2 separate regions of the Homo sapiens genome follow, and region 2 is linked to region 1. Evidence: chromatin loops called from intact Hi-C (ENCODE). Cell type or tissue: GM12878. All regions are shown on one strand. Each heading gives the region's core, and the rest is flanking DNA. Links, peaks and the distances in the headings are about the cores only.

What was found. A loop is a pair of places that touch in the nucleus more often than their neighbours do. Peaks named below come from ENCODE experiments on the same cell type or tissue, not always from the same donor. Only the 100,000 strongest peaks of a DNase experiment are listed, where the experiment ranks them.
Region 2: a loop joins it to region 1, with 2.1 times the contacts of the local background. A loop is called at or near these places in 3 of 110 quality-filtered maps.

What each region holds. Positions count from the first base shown.
Region 1 is chr11:96,248,425-96,258,888 of GRCh38, forward strand. The region is part of intron 1 of MAML2 (mastermind like transcriptional coactivator 2); the gene reads right to left. Among named protein-coding and RNA genes, the nearest start is that of MIR1260B, 88 kb to the right of the region's middle. RefSeq lists enhancers at 10,242-10,331, 10,372-10,421. In GM12878, for the core only: no CTCF peak of the experiment used is centred there; a DNase peak (open chromatin) is centred at 5,857; H3K4me3 peaks cover 1,699 bases; H3K27ac peaks cover 2,192 bases.
Region 2 is chr11:96,179,441-96,189,904 of GRCh38, forward strand. The region is part of intron 1 of MAML2 (mastermind like transcriptional coactivator 2); the gene reads right to left. Among named protein-coding and RNA genes, the nearest start is that of MIR1260B, 160 kb to the right of the region's middle. RefSeq lists enhancers at 582-1,475, 1,476-2,368, 8,420-8,479. In GM12878, for the core only: no CTCF peak of the experiment used is centred there; a DNase peak (open chromatin) is centred at 5,881; H3K27ac peaks cover 1,617 bases.

The sequences.
Region 1 (10,464 bases), core at 4,610-7,109:
AATGTGGCTACTAGAAAATTTACATTGTCTTTGTGGCTCACATTACACTTAATTGGACAGGGCTACTTTTATTCTCTGCTATTACTACACTGTTACTGGAGATGAAACTACCCTCTCCCTATGCATTAGAACCCCCTCCTCTTTCCCACCCAGGGACTTCACCCCAGCAATTCTCCCTGCTTTCTCCTTTTTCATTGATTTCCCCCTCTAATTGGATCATTCTCATCTGCATACAAACATGCCACTGTATTTTTTATTTTAAAAATACAAAAAAAAATCTTGACTACATGTCATAGTTCAGTTCCCACCTTATTTCTTTATACTAGAACTCCTTAAAAATGTCTGTACTCACTGTCTCCAATTCTCATTTCATTTCTTATGGATCTACTCCAATCTCCACCACTCCTACAAAATGGCTCCTGTTAAGGTGGTGTGTGGCGCAACTAGCAGAAGCTAATTGTTAAATATTCAAGAACTTTGCAAGCTGGTTGTTAAACTGTTTGTAGCTGGAAATTGACTATGATGGGAATATTTCCACAGGGAAATTTAGTAAACACTACAAATCAGGATTTTGCTGTTGTCACTGCTTTTCAGAGAGCCAGTTTACCAGGACACCACTGATTGAAAGTCACCAATGACTTTCACCTGACTCAGTGATCAATTACAGTCTTCAGCTTAACTAATTTATTGGCAGTATTTGACAACAAACTCTTTATCTGACAAATAAACTCTTCCTCCTTCTTAAGTTCTTTCTTCACTAGCCTTTTGGGGCACTATTTTCTCTTATGTTCTCTCCCTCACTTCTCCTCTGTCTCCTTTCTGCTTCCACTTCATCTTTCCGACCTCTAGATATTGGAGTGTTAGCACTCTGTTCAAACGCCTCTTCTTTTCTTTAGCTATACTTCTGCTCCAGGTGTTTTCTTTCAGCCTTCTAGCCTTAAATACATAAATGTACACTTTTAAGCCAGCCCTTGCGCATGAATTCCAGCTTACTTATTCCCCTGACTACTTGGCCTCTCCGCTTGGATGTCTAATAGGCATGTCAAACTAAAATGTCCAAAATGAAACTTCAGTTCTCTCGCCTCTTCTTTCCTCAGTAACCAAAAATGACACTCCAACAATATCCCTCCAGCTCAATAAATGGCAGTTCTAGCTGCACGAGTCACACATTTTGAGTGATCCTTGGTTCAGTTCTTTCTTTGACACCCTACATCCAACGTATTGGCACTACTCTTGGCTCTGACTTTAAAATATATCTAAAATCCACACTTTTCCCCACTTTTACTGCTACTAGCTTGCTAGTAGCTAGTAACTAGCTCCAAGCAACCATCACTTCCAACTTGTGCAACTATGCAATAAACTATGCAACATATCTCCATACAATGTAGACCCAGAGTAAGCCTATAAAAATGAGCTAGATCTTCTTATACTTCTGCTTAAAACACTTTGCTGCCTGTCTTACTTAGAATAAGACCAAATCTTCGTATTGGTCTACAGAGCCCTACAAGGTGTTCCTGCTACCTCTCAGAACTCATCTCCCATCACTCCCACCTAGTTTACTCTGGTCCTGCTAGAGCCTCCCTGCAATTCGCTCAGAGACTTTGCACTTGCTATTCCCTCTACCTGAGAACTCGTTATCCAGACAGTTTCACGGCTCGCTCCTTTACTTCCTGCAGGCCCGCTCTGCATGAAATTAATCCCCTCCATGGCACTTATCACCCTATGGCACACTACAGTATTACCTGTTTATGAGTATACATCCATCTAGGCTTGGTAGACAAATTATCTGCTTTTCTTTTTTATTTAAAAAAATGTTTAAAATTTAAAAATTTTTTATTCTTAAAATTTTATTTTTTAAATTGAAAAAAATGTACATATTCATGAGGTACATAGTGATGTTTCAATACATATAATCATAGTGCTCTGATCAAGATAATTAGCACATCCATCATTTCAAACATTTATCATTTATTTGTGTTGGGAACATACACTATCCGCCTTCTAGCTAGTTGAAACAATATATTATTGTTTGCTATAGTCATCCTACAGTGCTAAAGAACACTAGAATTTATTCCTCCTATCTAGCTGTAATTTTGTATCATTTAATAAATATCTCCCTATCCCTTTATATCTAGCAGTTAGAAGAGTAGTGCTTGGTCCATAGTGAAAGCTCAGTAAATTTTGAATGAATGAATATATTGATGTCACACCAGCAGCTCTGGAGCATGAAGGAAGCTACTATCACCTTCTCTTCTGTGTAAAGCATTAAGTGATAGACACATTTTAAAATGACAAGTGTTCAATTTCTCTGCCAGGCTGTCCTTGCATACAGACTAAATAGGGAGGCTTTTTGGACTGGCAAAACAATTAAATACGACTTGATTCAGGATTAATAGTAACTTATTTGGTGATAATGACATTACAAACTCTTTTCTTCATATTGCAAAAAGAGGATTTCTCCATCTTGAAAGCCTCTTAATTTCATACTTGGAGGACCTGCAGGAAGAACTATAATTGAAACAACTGAAAGTATCCCTTAGGACATTGGCTTTGGTTGATTTGTGGAGTGATGGTAAGGGGTGAGGGAGAAGAGGGAGCAATAAAACAAATGCCAAAGTTTTTAGCAATTTTATATCGCTAGCAATAAAGTAGTCTTTACAATTACATACACATAACAATAACTGTTTCCACCCCGCCATCCCTCATTCTCTTCTGCCATTGATGTTGCCCAAAAACTGAGGCTGAAGTTACCCAGTGAAAATCATGTCCCGCAAAATGTTGTCTTTTACTAAAGATGGTAGAGTACAGGCATGAGGCCTCTCATCCCTAGAATTTTCATGGAGGTAGCTGTGTTTCAGATATCTCTGTAGCTAGAATTCACAGCATGTGCTATGAATCACACATGATTGGTGATCTACGGTACCATTTTTTTTCTCTAAGGTATTGGGATAATTAGATAGGTAGGCCTGAGTTTTAATTATGTCTTATAACATTTTTTATGGGAAAGTGTATTGTGAGATTCAAATTCTTGTTTTATAACTGAATTTTGGAAGACAGAACTTATGTAAGTAAATTGGAAACTCTGGAAACTGCCTGTATTGTTATTAGTAGTAAGTAGGATTACTAAATTTAGAGTTCTAGCTAAGCCCAAAAGACAGGTATGTTTTAACCTTCTATGGTAGTAGGAATAATAAGCAGTGATTATCCCTTTTAATTTTCCAAACATGTTATGAGGTGTTAGAGGTTCCATCCATGGTGGAATGTTGGAGAAGCATCAACAGAAAAAAAGAGGCCCACAAATACAAACCCTTTTTTTTTTTTTTTTGAGACGGAGTCTCACTCTGTCACCCAGGCTGGAGTGCAGTGACGCGATCTTGGCTCACTGCAACCTCCGCCTCCCAGGTTCACGCCATTCTCCTGCCTCAGCCTCCCGAGTAGCTGGGACTACAGGCGCCGGCCACCACGCACAGCTAATTTTTTTGTATTTTTAGTAGAGACGGGGTTTCACCATGTTAGCCAGGATGGTCTTGATCTCCTGACCTCATGATCTGCCCGCCTCAGCCTCCCAAAGTGCTGGGATTACAGGCATGAGCCACCGCGCCCAGTCAATACAAACCCTTTCAACACCAGACGGAGTAGCAAAGACACTCCTGGTTGTATGGCCTGGCTAATTTCCAATTGGGTCTAAATACTTTTTCCCATAAAATTACACTCGTTATGCTGTTGGGAAATATGTGCTTCTCTCTCTCTACACACACACACACACACACCCCACACACACACAGACATGTACAATAGAAAATGAAGTCAACCAACATTAAGTTCTGAAAATGTACTACACATTTTGCTGAGTTCTCTATATAAATAACAGTGAATAGTTACCTTCTACATGTGTCAAGTATTTCACATGCATTATATCTAATCCTCACAATAATGAAAGCAAACCCTTATGTGATGTTTTGTGCAAGGCATTGTTCTCAGCGCTTTACCTTGACTAACTCTTTTTTTTTTTTTTTTTTTGACCTGGAGTCTCGCTCTGTCACGAGGCTGGAGTGCAGTGGAGCGATCTCTGCTCACTGCAACTTCTGCCTCCCGGGTTCAAACAATTCTCCTGCCTCAGCCTCCCAAGTAGCTGGGACTACAGGCGCGTGTCACCATGCCTGGCTAATTTTTGTATGTTTAGTAGAGACGGGGTTTCACCATGTTGGCCAGGATGGTCTCAACATGACAGGCTTATGAGGCAGGAGGCAGACACTAACATCACTGCTATCTTCAGATGAGGCACCTGAGGCAAGAGAAGTTAGATGAGACTTGTCCAAGGTCATATCAGGTGTAAACAGCTCACCTAGGTTTTAAGCATAAGCAGTCTGGCTTCAGTCATGTTCTTACACAGCCACATCTTGCTGCCTTTTACACAACAACCTATGAGAAAAGCAGTTTAATTGTCTCCATTTTCCTGACGAAGAACTGCATAAAGTCCCTTGCCTGGTTAAAGGGCGTAATGGGATCCCATCTCAGGGTGCTGACATGAAAGTGTGGGTTCTCACAAAACAGCCTCCCACTATAATATCGTGTCTCTTTAAACAAATACTTGGTTTCACAAAGTCAAGTGGCATGCCTTAAAATTCTTTTGCATAATCCCCCTCGCACAGAAATACCCAAGGCTCTGCATATAGTAGAGCCTATAGTAGAGCTCAACAGAGGAAAGAGATTCACACAGATTGATTTTGCATCATATGTAAATAGGAGCCAAAAAAACCCTTCAACACCACAGCTTCCCTTTATTCTGAGAAAACTCCAAGGAAAACTGACTTTGATTTTCTAAATCATCTTTTGATTTACTCTAGTAGAGGAAAATCAATGCTAAAATAACTATTGAAAGCCATCTGAGATGTGCTGCTCTAACATGACAATGCCAAGGAATATAGACATTAAATTGATCTTGGAATCCAAGCTCCCCTTCCTTACTCAACACAAGACGAAATCACAAAATCCATATGGAGGAGAAATCTTCCTATCTAGACTGTAGGACTTGTCATTTACTCAAAACAGAATATCTCCCATGCCATCTTGTTTACGAAGCAGCTAATGTTGTTACTTCTGTACTCAAGTGAGTGCTGCCTCTTTGTAATATTGATTGCTGGGATTTTTGCTGGTAGTACACTGACAGAGATCGACCACTAAAATCTTCTGAGGCGCATTTATCTTTCTCTTTGAGAGAGAAACCCCATTTTCCTCAAGAAAAGGCAAAGCTGTTCCAGCACATGTTTTAAATGATTCATATTATCTGACAATGGAAAGGTAAATTCTCTCCCAGGATTTAGGGTATAATTCTCAGCCATCTGAGAATTCTGTTTATCCCACCTTGTCTCCTTGCTCAGAGAATTACAATTAGATGGAAACATCTAATGTCAAGGCATCTGATAGCTCCAGCATAGGATACTGTGACTGCTCCAGATAGATTTTCTCCATGAAAACCAAAGTTGATGGTTAATTACCATGTCCCCTTCTCATTATGGCACTATCAGACATATTTAAGGAAGTGATGAGAAGTCTTTGCAAAGGTATATAAGAATAAATACAATACACTGAAGGTATCACTTACACTTTCTTTAAAGGTAAGAATTTGTGAGACTTCTGGGAGAATTTTGACAGGTCCTATTAGAGGTATTTTAAAACACACAGGGGAAAGTGATTTGATGTTAAGCAGTGGCAAATCTACACAAAAACAAAAACAGTCATCGGAGACTTTCACTCAATACAAAGTTCTACCAGACCTATGCAAATAGTAATCGCATTTTCTAGAAAGAGTTCTAAAGTAAGTCACACACACAAACCTCAGTAGTAGCACAAAACATCCTTTGTTGCCGGACGTGAGAAAAACACACTCGCTTCTAAAAAAAGCCATAGGAAGGAAGTGGAAGAACCTCAGGGGCGAGTGGGAGTGCGAAAGGAATGTTGCAGCTCTTTTTTTTTTTTTTTTTGAACATGTAAGCTTGCTGTGGCTCTTAATAGTAGGGCTAGTAGTTCAAGTAAGTGAAGTAAAATCTTTGGGATCTTTTTTACCTATTCTTGTAAGTGTACTATCAGCCAAATAGGTTTGAAAATCTTGACAAAAGGACGTTGATATTCTGGCTTTACATTGCCCCATTCTAAAAACAAAACAAAACAAAACAAAAAAAAAACTCTTTTAAAAAGCAAAATCAAAAGAACTCAAACACCTGCATATGATTCTAATTTCACACATCTCAAAACAACCAAGATTGCCAAAAGAAGAATTAAAAGTCGTTCCAGAGCAAAGATGGGTAAGCAAAGCAATGTGCTGAAATTTTTGCAATGTAACAAAATGGAATATATTTGTCAGAGGCAGAGGATAAATTGAGGGCTCCTTTTTTTATTTTTTATTTATTTTTTGAGACAGGGTCTCACTGTGTCACCCAGGCTGGAGTGCATGGCGCAATCACAGCTGACTACAGCCTCTCCCAGGCTCAGGTGATTCTCTCACCTCAGCCTCCCGAGCAGCTGGGACTACAGGCGAGTGCCACCACACCCAGCTAAAATTTTTTTGGCATTTTTTTTTTAGAGGTGGGGTTTCCCCAAGTTGCCCATGCTGGTCCGGAACTCCTGGGCTCAAGCGATCCGCCCACCGCCTGCCATGGCCTCCCAGAGTGCTGGGATTACAGGCGCAAGTTACCACACCCAGCCTGAGGGCTCTTTTGAAAACACAAATATGATCATGTCACTTCCCTGCATAAAATCCTTTAATACCTTCTCACTGTGCTAAGGATAAAGACAAAATTATCAATATGGCTTACAAAGCTCTTCATGAACTGTTCGTTGCATAACTGTCAAGCATCATGTTAGAGCTCATATTGATTGAATGCTGATTACTGACTGAGCATAGAAACTATTTCAGTGAATCTTGTAACAACCTTTTCAGGTGTTATCCCCATTTTACAGAAGAGGAACTGGGAAGTTGAGTTACTTGCCTAAGATTATAAAGCTAGAAAGTGGTTATGTCAAACACTGTTGAGGAAATCAACACACATTCCCAATCCCCTCTCACTTGCTGCCTCCATTGTTAGGGGTGGACGATCTATTTTCTCACTTTCACATTTTTCCTGGTTATTTGGGTTGTGTTCTGGCCTATGACACCCAGGTAGAATTCCAACAGAAGATTTCTGAGAAGCTTTGAACTTTCCTGATAAAATAACCTGACACTGCACATCGTCCCCCTTCTTCCTCAACGGGCCATTGTGCCTGGGGCTGCAGCCGCCATTTCCAGATGAGGGAATGACAAAGCCACAGGCTACGAATGCAGAGCAGAAGACAGAAAGAACCTGGATCTGTGATGACCTCATCATGCCCTGTATCAGCCCTGGACAGCTTATTGCTTATTGTCGGACTTTTTGTTTTGTGGAGATAATTTCCCCCCACCGCCTTTTTTTTTTTTTTTTTTTTTTTTTGAGACAGAGTTTTGCTCTTGTTGCCCAGGCTGAAGTGCAATGGCGCGATCTTGGCTTACTGCAACCTCTGCCTCCCGGGTTCAAGCGATTCTCCTCCCTCAGCTTCCCGAGTAGCTGGGATTACAAGCGCCCGCCACCACACCCAGCTAATTTCTGTATTTTTAGTAGAGACGGGGTTTCACCACTGTGGCCAGGCTGGTCTCGAACTCCTGACCTCAGGTGATCCACCCGCCTCGGCCTCCCAAAGTAGTGGGATTACAGGTGTGACCCACCGCACCTGGCCAATTTCCCCTTTTTATATGAACCTCAGTAAGGTAGGCTTTCTGTTCTTTGGATGCCACAAAAAAAAATTCTTAACCGATACAGCTAGGAAGTCAGGATTCCAACTTGAAACTCTGATTCCAGAGCCCGTGAGCTGAATTCCATTCCTCCCTGTTTCTCTCTTTCTTTTGCTCTCTTTGCTACACTGCAGCACATCAGTGGCCACGCTGATCTCGAAGTTCCTCAAACGACCACATTTCTTCCTGCCCCACACACAGCCTTTGCTCTTCCCTCTGCCTGAGGAATCTTCTAATTATCCTTCAGATCTCAGCTTAAATACTGAGATACTTAGCCATGTCAGTATTAAATGGAACCTAAATATTTCCCCCTATACATGGGTTCATAGGAATCTGTATTTGTTCTCTGAGCCTTATCACAATTACAAACAAATAAGAACTTAGTGCTTGTCTTCCCATGTTACATGGTAAGTTCATGAGGTTAGGAACTGTGTTTCTGGTTGTACATGGTAGGCAGTCAGTAAATAGTTATTACATTAATGAATCAATACAGGCATTCCTCGTCCACAGTCAACTCTTGAGCTAGACAGACAAAGATAGGAAGTTACTTATTTTACACATCTGAAGCCACATAAGTATGTCCGGCTGCAATACATCTGGTTTGACTCTATCAAATGCCATAAATATCTCAACAGAAAGAAAGGAAAAAACCTACAATCCAGAAGCAGGCTGTGAAGACAGAGGACACCCCAGTAAGAAAGAAATGAATACTTTGGGTAGTAGCAATCTCAGAACTAGAAAAATGCTACAAGAAAACCGCCAGTGGCAAGACAGGAACTATATTGAAAACAGGGATTACCTTGTAAAAATACAGTTTCCAGCAGACCAAAAATAGGCACAATGTTTCTGTGATCCCAACTTTTGCATTCAGCATTTTGAGAGGTTTTTCTGTGGAAAAGCATTTCCAATTTTACAGTAGAGTTGTAGACAAATGTTGCAATTTATTTAAGCTTTGTTTTATTGTCAAATTTCCTGTAGCCCATCCACTCCATGAAGCAAGAGATAACTGGTTTGCATCATCTTTTTAAAATCACAGCTCTGGATCTGCACTATTGGAACACTCTCTTGTCACCCTGCAATTGATCCTTTCATACTTCTTTCTCCTCCATTGGACTGTAAGTTCTTGAAAGTGGGAATCTTGTGACTCCAATTTTTCAATACTGAGCACAGTGCTGGCACAGAATATGAACTCACTATATCTTGTTACTATAAATGAATAAACAAAATGCATAGGCATGTTAGGCATTTAGTAAATACATGTCAAATTGAATCTTTGATACATGACTTGGAATTACTTCCCTTTCAAGGTATTTGTTCAGTGAGCATAATTATAGAGTCCACAGTCTAACAGTCTTCATTATAGAGAAAAACCGAAAAAGAGCCCTTGGCTTTTCAAGACAATATGCATTGATGGCAACCCCCTTTTTATCATGTGCATATTTCATGCACAAGGACAACTTAAAACTTGGAATGAAAAAAAAACCTCTATAATATTTCTTTGCTCACCAGTGCTGCCCATTTCTGGTATTCTCTCTTTACTGTGTATCCTGGGGGTGATGGGAAGAAGAGGAGAGACGAGAAGGACTTACTAGTAACAGAAAGGAAAATAATGAATTGGGAAGAGGAGCAAAGGGGATGGTGAGGACTGGAATAACAACTTTATAAAGAATAAAAGTCTGATTCCCTTCTATTTCCTGCAGTCTCTCATTGCTCCTGTCTCTGATAAAATGCCTACAGATTTGCTTACTTGATCCTAATTTTATGGCCTGTTCAAATATTACAACTTCTTTTTAAATAAATTAATTTGGAACTAAATGCCTTTAATTTTTACCGTGATAGGTTTGTGGCTCTTGACATCTTTTGGTCCTATTCATCAAAATCATTTGCTAAGTCCAAGGTATAGCAGAGTGGCTTTAACAACAACCATGGAGGATGAATAAAATACATTTTCATATTTACTGAAAGTGAAACTTATAAGCATATATCATCTTCTGCCTACCTTGTAAATATCCCATGTTTTCATTTACATATTGTACCAATTAATATATCTTGGTACTAATCAGAGTGGAATCCACTCCTGACATGGGAGAAAACTACGACAAAAAACATTAGCAGCAAGAAAAAATGTTTGTTTCAAGTATGTGGATTATATTTTCTAGTGCCTTAAAAAAAGAATGAAACTGAAAGAGGCAGCTTGAAGAAGCTTACATGTGTTTAAAACCCACATCCTGTTGTTATCCACTGCCCTGGCACAGAGGAGCTGGGAGGTGAACGTCCTCATTAGGGTCCCTATTAGCTGTGATTTGCAATGGGCTTCTCCAAAGAAGAAAATCACATTCACCCACTGGACAATGGCCCAGGTATCACCATTGATGGGAATCATATATGGAGTAAACATCAAAGCCCAAGAATACAGTGGTCTAAGCCAGTGTGCTTAGAAGTTGCCAGATCCTCCATGCTTCATTCCAGCCACTATCAGCAGATTCTAAATCACCTATGAGCAGAGAGGCCCATCTGCCTAGGGCATAAACGAAATTATAACAACAGTGAGAGAGCCAATGGGAGTCAGCCAGTAAGACTATGAGCAGCATGATGTACTCAGACTTTTGTTCCTTTTTATTTATTTGGTTAAAATACATGTGTTTTTGCTTCAGGCAGAT
Region 2 (10,464 bases), core at 4,319-6,818, 69 kb before region 1:
TAATGATGTCAAGATTTCTGTTTCTTCCCTCTCAAACCTACATATAGGAAAGAATGTAAGATGAAAAATGGGATCAGATGGCCGAGACTTAAGTCCAGGCTGCTTCCCTAATCAGCTTGGGACTCTGCAAAAGTCAGGATCCTGCTCCAGGTCTCTGAAGGTTAGATGATATTTCAGACTCTTCTGGCCACAAAACAAAAATAAAAAACAAAAAGCCAGCAACCATCACTCCTACTTCAAGCCATTTTAGTATATGTGGTCTAGGAGGGACCTGGGAAGCCACCAAGGTCCAAGATGCTGCTTTCCCCTCCAACTCTCTTTCACTCTTTCATGCCACTCTCAGGACATCTGTGTTTCCCTTGATGCTCCATTCTCCTTTCACTGCCAACTTGTCAGTTTCTCAGAGAAGAGCCACCTTGGTTCAGGTACCAATCCATGGTTCAGCCAGTGGCCACCTTGGCCAACTAGGAGCTGACATTGCTTTCTAGCCACAAGGGCTCCAGACAGGACCATCAATCAGAAAAGGATAGTAGGGAAAAGCAGGTACTATAACCATAGTGGTTTCAAAATCTATTCTCAAGGTCCATTCGAAACTAAGAAACCATGACTTTGAGAAATAAGGTTTTGGATCCCCTTCTGGAGTAATACTGAAGAATGCAGAATTGCCTAAGAAGGTCATAGCTGAAGACCTAGTGTGGGCAGTAGTGATACCAAAGAAGCCAAAAAAAAGGCTGCTGTAAGTTTGTGATGGATGGTGTTTTTCTAAAGGACCACAGCAATACCTCCATTTCATAGGCTCTTCTGGCGATGTGATTTTGACACTCCTCCCCCTGAGAGGTGGGTCTACGTTCCCTCCTCTCGAATCAGAGCCAGAATGTGTGACTTCTCTGACCAACAAAATAGAGTGGCAGTAATGCTCTGTGACTTCCAAGGCTAGGTTATAAAAAGGATACAGTTTCCACTTGGCTCTCTTTTTCAGGATGCTTATGCTGGGAATCCAGCCACTATGTTGTGAAGAAGCCTGGGTCACAGAGAGAGACTACATGTAGGTGTTCTGGCTGACTGCTCAAGTTAAGATCTCAGCCAACAGCCAGCAGCAACCACTAAACATGTGAGTGAGAGAACCTTCATATGACTCCAGTCCCTTGGTCTGTAAGCTGCTCCATCAGAAGCCAAAGGGAGCCAATCTGGACTGACTCCTGCTCAAATTATAGGCTCAAGGGCAAAACAGATGTTGTCATTGCTTGAAACCAGTAGGTTTTGGGGCAATTTGTTATGCAGTTATAGGAACTGGTACCTTCATGTGTGTCCGTGTGAAGAGACCACCAAACAGGCTTTGTGTGAGCAATAAAGCTGTTTATTTCACCTGGGTACAGGCGGGCTGAGTCCGAAAAGAGTCAGCGAAGGGAGATAAGGGTGGGGCCGTTTTATAGGATTTGTATAGGTAAAGGAAAATTACAGTCAAAGGGGGTTTGTTCTCTGGCGGGTAGGAGTGGGGGTCACAAGGTGCTCAGTGGGCAGGAGTGGGGGTCGCAAGGTGCTCAGTGGGGGTGCTTTCTGAGCCAGGATGAGCCAGGAAAAGGACTTTCACAAGGTAATGTCATCAGTTAAGGCAAGGACCGGCCATTTACACTTCTTTTGTGGTGTAATATCATCAGTTAAGGTGGGGCAGGGCATATTCACTTCTTTTGTGATTCTTCAGTTACTTCAGGCCACTGGGCGTATACGTGCAAGTCACAGGGGATGTGATGGCTTGGTTTGGGCTCAGAGGCCTGACAGTACCTCCACTATGTTACAAATTTCACCTAAGAAGAAGGCAGACACACCTCCAGAAAAAGTACAAGTCTAGTGGTTAAATACTGGTGACCCTATAAGGCAGGAGCTGCTTAGCTACTACTTGTCTTATCTCTGCAATGCTTCATGAGAGGATAATTGGGAGTTGGCTCTCCAGATCGAGACTATTTTTTTCTCCTTCACAATAACTTAAAATCTCTGCCTTTCTTTTGAACCTATGCAAACATCAGCAGTATACTTTGTGCAACTATATTAATAACCAAAAAACTTTCTATTAATAGGAAAATCTTCCTTTACTTTCTTTTCTCCTTGCCCTCCCACCCCCTTCAAGTCTTTACAACGTTGAGAATAAGCTCCTAAGATGCAAAAAAATTACAGCTTTTGGCCAAGTGTCAAGGAGAGCTGACATCATATAGAAGAATGGTCATTAATAGTCAACACTCATCCATAGTGGCCTCACACACTGGGCAATGAATGCTGATGGCCATCAGTGACCATCATATCCCAAACTGAAAAGATACTGAGTATCTTTTCTACTGATACTGAAGATACTGAGTATGCTTCACTAAAGCAATAGAACGCTTTAGTGAAATGCACGATCACTGATCAATTCTTTTCTACATTTGTCCTCAGCCATTTTTTTCTTTATATAATATCACAACCACTATCTAATTCAGCGAAAATCTTCCCTTTTATTGTAAATTTCCTAAACTCAGTTTTATGTCTCATCTTGGCTCCCTTAAATGTTAGAATTACTTTTTCATTTGCAGTAGGTATGAGGAAAAAAGACAAACTAATTTTCAAAAGACGTGGTGGAAAATGGATTGTAAATTCAAAGACCTGAGCTTTAGTCCTACTCCTTTGCTGAAGTTTCTTGTGTGATTCTCTGCGTGCCTCCGTTTTAATTTCTATAAAATTGAATATAAGGTCTGCCTTACCTGCCTCCCAGGTTTTGGTTTGTTTGCTTTGTTAAATAGGTATAAAAGCACTTTGGAAAATGTAATGTTCTACAAATATCGAAACAATGGGTCTGAGGATAAAAACAACCAACTATATGAAATTTTAGGTACTCCTAGTCCAGAGCCTTACGCATTCAACAAATATCTATTTAGGGCTTACTGTGTATCAGGCAGATCGCTAGGCACTTGCCTATGTACCAACAGGTTTCATGTCTTCCCTGGTTTCCTTCCCCACAAATTGACCTCTCATCTGATTGACATGATTTCCCTCATCATAGAATTAAACTACAAAAGCAGGGTATTGCTACTAGATGTAGAATTAAAGCACAAAGGCAGGGTATTGCTACTAGAAGCAGGTTAAATTCAACAAACATTAGCTAAGCACAGACTGGCTAGTGTTTTCATTAACAATATTTTATTTAATCCCCATAATAATGCCATCATGTGTATGTCCTTATTACTGTTTTATAGATGAGAAAGTTTAAGATCAAAGTAGTTAAGTAGCTTGCACAAGTCCACACAGCTAGTAAGAGGGCATACCTGAGATTCAAACTCAGGTCTCACTCTAAGCAAATTGTTCTTTTCATTTCAACATGCTCCTTGTCAAGATGTTTGCTCTCGCTGGAGAAGGAATGGGATGGAGATCTCCTTACCATCCACTAGAGGAACAGAGTTTTTTTTTGTTGTCGCTATCATACCCGTTAATTATGATGTAGCAATAGAAAACTTTTGGAAGCTCTTCTTCTTGGACATCCTTTCTTTTCTTTTTTTTTTTTTTTTTTTGAGACAGAGTCTTGCTCTGTCACCAGGCTGGAGTGCAGTGGCATGATCTCAGCTCACTGCAACCTCTGCCTCCCAGGTTCAAGTGATTCTCCTGCCTCAGCCTCCCAAGTAGCTGGGACTACAGGCGTGTACCACGACGCCTGGCTAATTTTTTGTATTTTTAGTAGAGACAGGGTTACATCATGTTGGCCAGGCTGGTTTTGAACTCCTCACCTCAAGTGATCCACCCGCCTCGGCCTCCCAACGCGCTGGGATTACAGGCACGAGTCACTGCACCTGGCCTTGAACATCATGTCTATACATGTTCTATATTCAGCATATTTGCTTATATTTTCCAAAGTCATGAATTTTAGATTTTTTATTTCTTTTTTCTTCCTCTCTTTCTCTCTTCCTTCCTCCTTCCCTTCCTCCGTTCCTCCCCCCCCCCCCTTTCTTTTGAGACAAGGGTTCTCTCTCTGTTGCCAGGGCTGGAGTACAGTGGCACAATCACAGCTCACTGCAGCCTTGACCTCCTGGGCACAAGTAATCCCTCTCACCTCAGCCTCCTGATAACTGGGACCACAGGCACATGCCACCACACCCAGCTAGATTTTTTTTTTTTTCAAATCTTTGTAGCAACAGGGGGATCTCCCTGTGTTGCCCAGACTGGTCTCAAACTCCTGAGCTCAAATGATCCTCCCGCCTCAGCCTCCCAAAGTGCTAGGATTATAAGCATAAGCCACCACACCCAGCCCATTTCTTTTATTATTACTTTATGTTTCAGAGCAGTCTTAGGTTTACTGCAAAATTGTGAAGAAATTACAGAGTTCCACATACTCCCAACTTTGCATTTTTACATGACTGTTTTTCTCTATTTCTATAACCTAATAAGCATGCTTTTCCTACCTTCCTACTGAACTTTTTACTAATATATTATCTAATTGAAATGAGCATACCCAGTACATTTACTAGAATTAGATGTGGGACTCAGAAATAAATCTGCAGGTTTGTTTTGGACCAACTATGGAAAAGCTACCTCAAATATGTGGAGGCCAAAAGTTTGCATTTGCACTCTACTGAACAGGGAGAGATTATGCACTCAGTTCTGTCCTTTGAGGATGGTACTCCCGGGCAGCACTACATCTCTTGTCACTGGGTCAGGCCAAGCAAAGCCCTAAAAAGCAACATTAGAAAAAAACGCATAAAGCTGGGCACGGCGGCTCACGCCTGTAATCCCAGCACTTTGGGATGCTGAGGTGGGCAGATCACGAGGTCAGGAGTTCGAGACCAGCCTGACCATCATGGTGAAACCCTGTCTCTACTAAAAACGTAAAAATTAGTGGGCGTGGTGGCACATACCTGTAATCCCAGCTACTCAGGAGGCTGAGGCAGGAGAATCACTTGAACCCAGGAGGCAGAAGTTTCAGTGAGCCGAGATCATGCCACTGCACTCCAGCCTGGGTGACAGAGCGAGACTCCATCTCAAATAAATAAATAAATAAATAAATAAATAAATAAATAAAAATAATGCATGAACAATGGTAAAGGTGGCGATTTCAACCCTTTATAATTCAGAGCCTATGGATTATTCAAATTCCAAATGGAATGCAAGCAACTCTGAATATAGTCATTTTACTTTTTTTTTTTTTTTTTGAGATGAGTCTCACTCTGTTTCCCAGGCTGGAGTGCGGTGGCGCTGTCTGGGCTCACTGCTAGCTCCGCCTCCCAGGTTCACGCCATTCTCCTGCCTCAGCCTCTCGAGGAGCTGGGACTACAGGCGCCCACCGCCACACCTGTCTAATTTTTTGTATTCTTAGTAGAGACGGGGTTTCACCGTGTTAGCCAGGATGTTCTCGACCTCCTGACCTCGTGATCCAAAAGTGAGACCTCGGCCTCCCAAAGTGCTGGGATTACAGGCGTGAGCCACTGCGCCCAGCCCAAAAAATGTTTTTTAAATTTGTCTAGGATTCGCTCTTGGGCACTAAGTCATTTGGGGAGGGTTTGTGATTTTTCTCCCTCTCAGAAGAACTATCATAGGAAGAAATGAAGAAACTTAAGAGTTCCTTCCTCATACTGTTTAGATTTTATTCATCCAATTGGCACCCAAAATCCACTACATAAAGACTTTGAGTGCTCTGATTTAAAGAAATCTATGAGATGTATGAGTGAGAAATGGTCCACCGAGGCTGAGCTGCTCTCAGTGGAGCTCCTTATCGTAGTGACAAAACTCAGGACAAAACTCCATCTGTGTTACAACCACCTCAGGGACTTTTGGTTACACGCAGTTGTCAGAAATAACAGGACTTTGGTGGAACTGCCTTTCTAGAAAAGGAGCAGTGAAGTGTTAAAACCAGTCTGCTTTCTCTCAGTTGCACAGCTGTGGGCTGACCAGGTGTCACACTGTAGGTTTTTCTCTCTTTATAGCCTGTTTCCAATATGTTTTCACAGGTGCTAGCATAGGAGGGCAGTGTTTTCCAGGGAGGCTCGACCATGTTCATGGAGGCTGAGCGCTGGGTCTTCCACAGAAAACAACTGCTCTCAAGGAAATTACTCATGACTGGAGGATTGTTCATGCCTGTTACCCAGCCTTGTCCACACACATTGCTACTAGTTTGGGGTCTAGATGAACATGTGGGCCGCAGACTGGCATCACCTGGGAACTTGCAAGAAATGCTGACTCTCAGCCTCTCCCCCAGACCTGCTGAATGAGAAGCTGATTAAGCAAGATTCTCAGGTGATTTGCATGTTACTGCTCAGTGTTCCTCAAATTTGAATGTGCATATGGAGTCCAGACTTGGGCTTTAGAACCTTGTGTATGCATCACCTCTTTTGGGCCCTCCAGTCTTCTGGTCTTTGTTTTTATACATTTTTCTCAGCCTTGATAGCCTGCATCTATTTTACCTTGTGCCACAATCCAGATGAGGCACAGTTTAATGTAATATGTATAGCATCAATGCGTGGTGCACAGATCCACAGCATAGGTACCAACAGAAAGCACCTTTCAAATACAGACTCCCAGCCCCTCCCCAGACCTACTGGGTCAGAATCTGCATTTTAACGAGACCTAGGATTTATTTACACCTTACAGTTTGAGGACCCCAAGTGTATAGAACCCACAAATTCTCCCATTCTGATAGACAGCATAGTTTACTTTCTTACTTTAATAAGCTGCATCACATACCTGCACACTAGAGGAAATTATACAGCAATAAAGCATAATTAGGTTTTGCTCCTAAATGAATTAAATATTAGCTTTTACAAATTGCCTATCAAATCACAGGAGAATCAAAGTACTTTTTTGAGTCCCTAGAAAGAACAGATACACAAAAGTGTACTATAAAAGTGGGATGAAGGCCGGGTGCAGTGGCTCACGCCTGTAATCCCAGCACTTTGGGAGGCCACGGTGGGCGGATCACCTGAGGTCGGGAGTTTGAGATCAGCCTGACCAACATGGAGAAACCTTGTCTCTACTAAAAATACAAAATTAGCCAAGCGTGGTGGTGCATGCCTATAATCCCAGCTACTCAGGAGGCTGAGACAGGAGAATCTCTTGAACCCGGGAGGTGGAGGTTGCGGTGAGCTGAGATTGTGCCATTGCACTCCAGCCTGGGCAACAAGAGTGAGAATCCGTCTCAAAAAAAAATGTGATGAAAAGAGGGGCAGATGCAATGATAATTATTTTGTGAATGTTGGCTACTATGTTAAGTAACTCACATGCATTTTATTTTCACAACTCCACTATGTAGGAAGTAGCATTATCCTCATTTTACAGATGAGAAACCGATAGAGAGAGCTTGAAATCACTTTCTCAAGGCTACATAGTAGGTGAGTGTTAGAGTGGCAGTTTGAACCCAATAGCCCCTGGCTTTAGAGCCGGGCCCCTTAACAACTATTAGCCAGTGTATCTCATAGAGAGAAGCTTTTTACACAGAGGCTACCATATGCACAAATATCACAAGCACAGTATGATTTGGTAAATGATACTGAATTCAAAGACACAAGTTTCACTCATTTTAAAATTGTGACTCAAACAAATGTGAATAGTGCCTAGAGGCTTCCTTGCTACTGAACTGTGGTCCATTTTTTGAACATTCCTGGTGCCCTGAGTAATGTACCTTTAACCTTATTTGAAATTCCCAGTATCTTCAGTGGGTGTCTGAGGGGTCTTTCTTACCTCTGTGAATCAAGTTGTCTCTGCACATTCATTTGGATACTTTCTCCCCATCTTTTTTAGAAGCTAAGTGTGATAGCTAAATGAGATAACATATAAAATGTGGCACATAGCAGATGATTAATAAAAGCCACTGTTATTCCAGATTGCTGGTTTTCTCAGACTTTCAAATTAACTCATTACCTAGATGCCAAAAGAAATATATTTGGTATTTTCTTGACACTTAGTAGGTATTCTAGAAATATTTTATTTTAAACAGATGAATGAATAAACAAAAGAATTGAGGTATAAACGTAGCTTCACTTAAGGAATCACTGCTGATCCTATCCCAGGTTGTCTTGGAAGTAAATGCTTGAACTCCCAGCATCATTTATCCAAAGTGAGTAAGAAGTTTTAAACAGGCCGGGTGCGGTGGCTCACGCCTGTAATGCCAGCACTTTGGGAGGCCGAGGGTGGTGGATCACAAGGTCAGAAGATGGAGACCATCTTGGCCAACATCTCTAGTAAAAATACAAAAATTAGCTGGGCATGGTGGCATGTGACTGGAACCCCAGCTACTCGGGAGGCTGAGGCAGGAGAATCGCTTGAACCAGGGAGGCAGAGGTTGCAGTGAGCCGAGATCGTGCCACTGCACTCCAGCCTGGCGACAGAGTGAAACTCTGTCTCAAAAAAAAAAAAAAAGTTTTAAATAACTGTCGTGTTTAGGAATGTCCACCTATTACTGTTCTTCTCCTCTGCTCTGATATTTTTCACTCCAGTCTATGGACTAAGCACTCCAGAAGAGGTGTCTGCTTCTGACTCCAGCACTGTGCATACTGATTCATTCGGCTGGCATTTGGCCTGGCCTTCATGTGGCAGAGGTATCTTTGGCCTATGGTTAAATGGAGTTGTCCCTCTGATGTTTCTGACTTGGCAATGAAATCTCAGTAACCAGAATCATCACTACAGCACCCTGCTATTTAATCTTTGCTGGAAAGTGATGAAAACAGACCTCACTTGTATGAGAACTCTTAGGTTTAGTGAAAGCAATGTGAGAAGTCGCCAAGTTTGTGCTTTGAAACAAGCACATGTTTGAAACCTTAGGTTTCTTTTTCTTAAGCTTTCCCAAGTTGGAAGCTTATAACACAGACATGAAAGTCTGATTTAAGCAGTTCCTATAACCTTTCTAATTTCAGATTTTAAAACTGCTTTTGCTTGAATAGAAAATGGAAAGCCAACACATCTCTCTCTACCCCCATCCTTCCCTGAATAACCTAGATACTTAAGCAATCCTTCCCTTCCCTGGGGCTGTGACTGTAGAGTATTATTTTATTGACTCATAATTAAGAACTTCTGATGAGAAAACCAGTCAACAGAGAAAAATGGCTTGGGGGTCCCACAAGCAAAGAGAAAGCCTGTATGTCCCTATTATGGCAAGTACAACAGGCAGGAATGAGGAGATCTTACAAAAGAAAATCTTTTTGAAAACGTTAAGTCCTTTAAAAAATGAACTTTATGTCCTTTTTGAGGAAGTCAGTTTTTTTTTTTCCTTTCCCATAATGTAATGAAAACGTGAGTGGTAGTTTGAGCTGCTGTAAGATTCAGGGAGTGTATGAGAGAGTGAAATTGTGTGTGGGAGGGGACTGACAATGGAAAGTTGGTGGTGAACACAGAGTGTGGGCAGAAGGAAAAAAGCACATGTGAAACATCTCTGAAAGGAAGTGTCACAGGAAAAACTTTTGAGGCAGCATTCTATGGGGCTGGTCAGAGCACCACCAAAGCTGCTGTGCATTTGTTCAACATTAAAAAAAAAATTCTGCTAAACAAATAAGCAAAAGATTTCAAATGTCCAAAGAGCCACTGAGGAGAAACCATTACTCTTTTAACTGAACAAATATTCCTGGAATTCAGTCACATCTTATTAGTAAAGAGAAGCTTCTAGCTCAATGCTAGAAACTGTTTTGTTTTTTTTTTTCTATATCTGGTTCCACTCATGGAAATGACCACCTCTGCACCCATTATTCACCGGCCATATCTAGTTTAATACAAGAGGTGATTTGCCTCTTGGTGCCTTGAGGTATGATTTGATGAGAGTTTGGTAATGCATATAAAATGGATTTCCATTATCCAATTATAGCCAATAGGACCTAATCTGACTTCTCTGAACAATTTTTTAAACAAGTAGCCATTTTGTATGGCACAAGTTTCGTGCTTATAATTTACTTCCTAGGAAATCTTTATGTATTAATGTAGTGTTTTTACATACCAATAGTTACTCCTAGAAGAGAATAGACTTTTAAGACTCATTTAAAGTGGATGCTTTGAATTCTCCATTTGAAATACCTGAAATAAGCTTAAACACTATTGCGGGATAGACTAGAAAGAAAAGTAGTCTCTTACCACTATGACTAATTTCAGGTAACTGAAAATCTACAGCTTTGAAACTGCAGCACTACTAGTTAATTTGCAACAGCAAATCTGTTTTTCTTCTGACAGATTTACTCATTCATGTCATGTTTCATTATATTCATTCTGTGGACATACAACATAAGCTATTAGAATGTGAAATCTACTTGCTACTTTGTTTGTTGGGCATTTTGTTTTGGTTGTTTAGATCTGATTGTAGGTGTCCTTGCTGAAATATTCAGGAACATCTGTGGGAAGCTAATTCTTCATTCAGAAAAGAATCCATCACAAGAGGAAATAGCTTTAAAAACTGGAACTGGGATACTTATATTTTTATTCAGTTGGCTTAATTTATTATTCTAAAATATTGAAGAGGACTAAAAGAATTTTTCT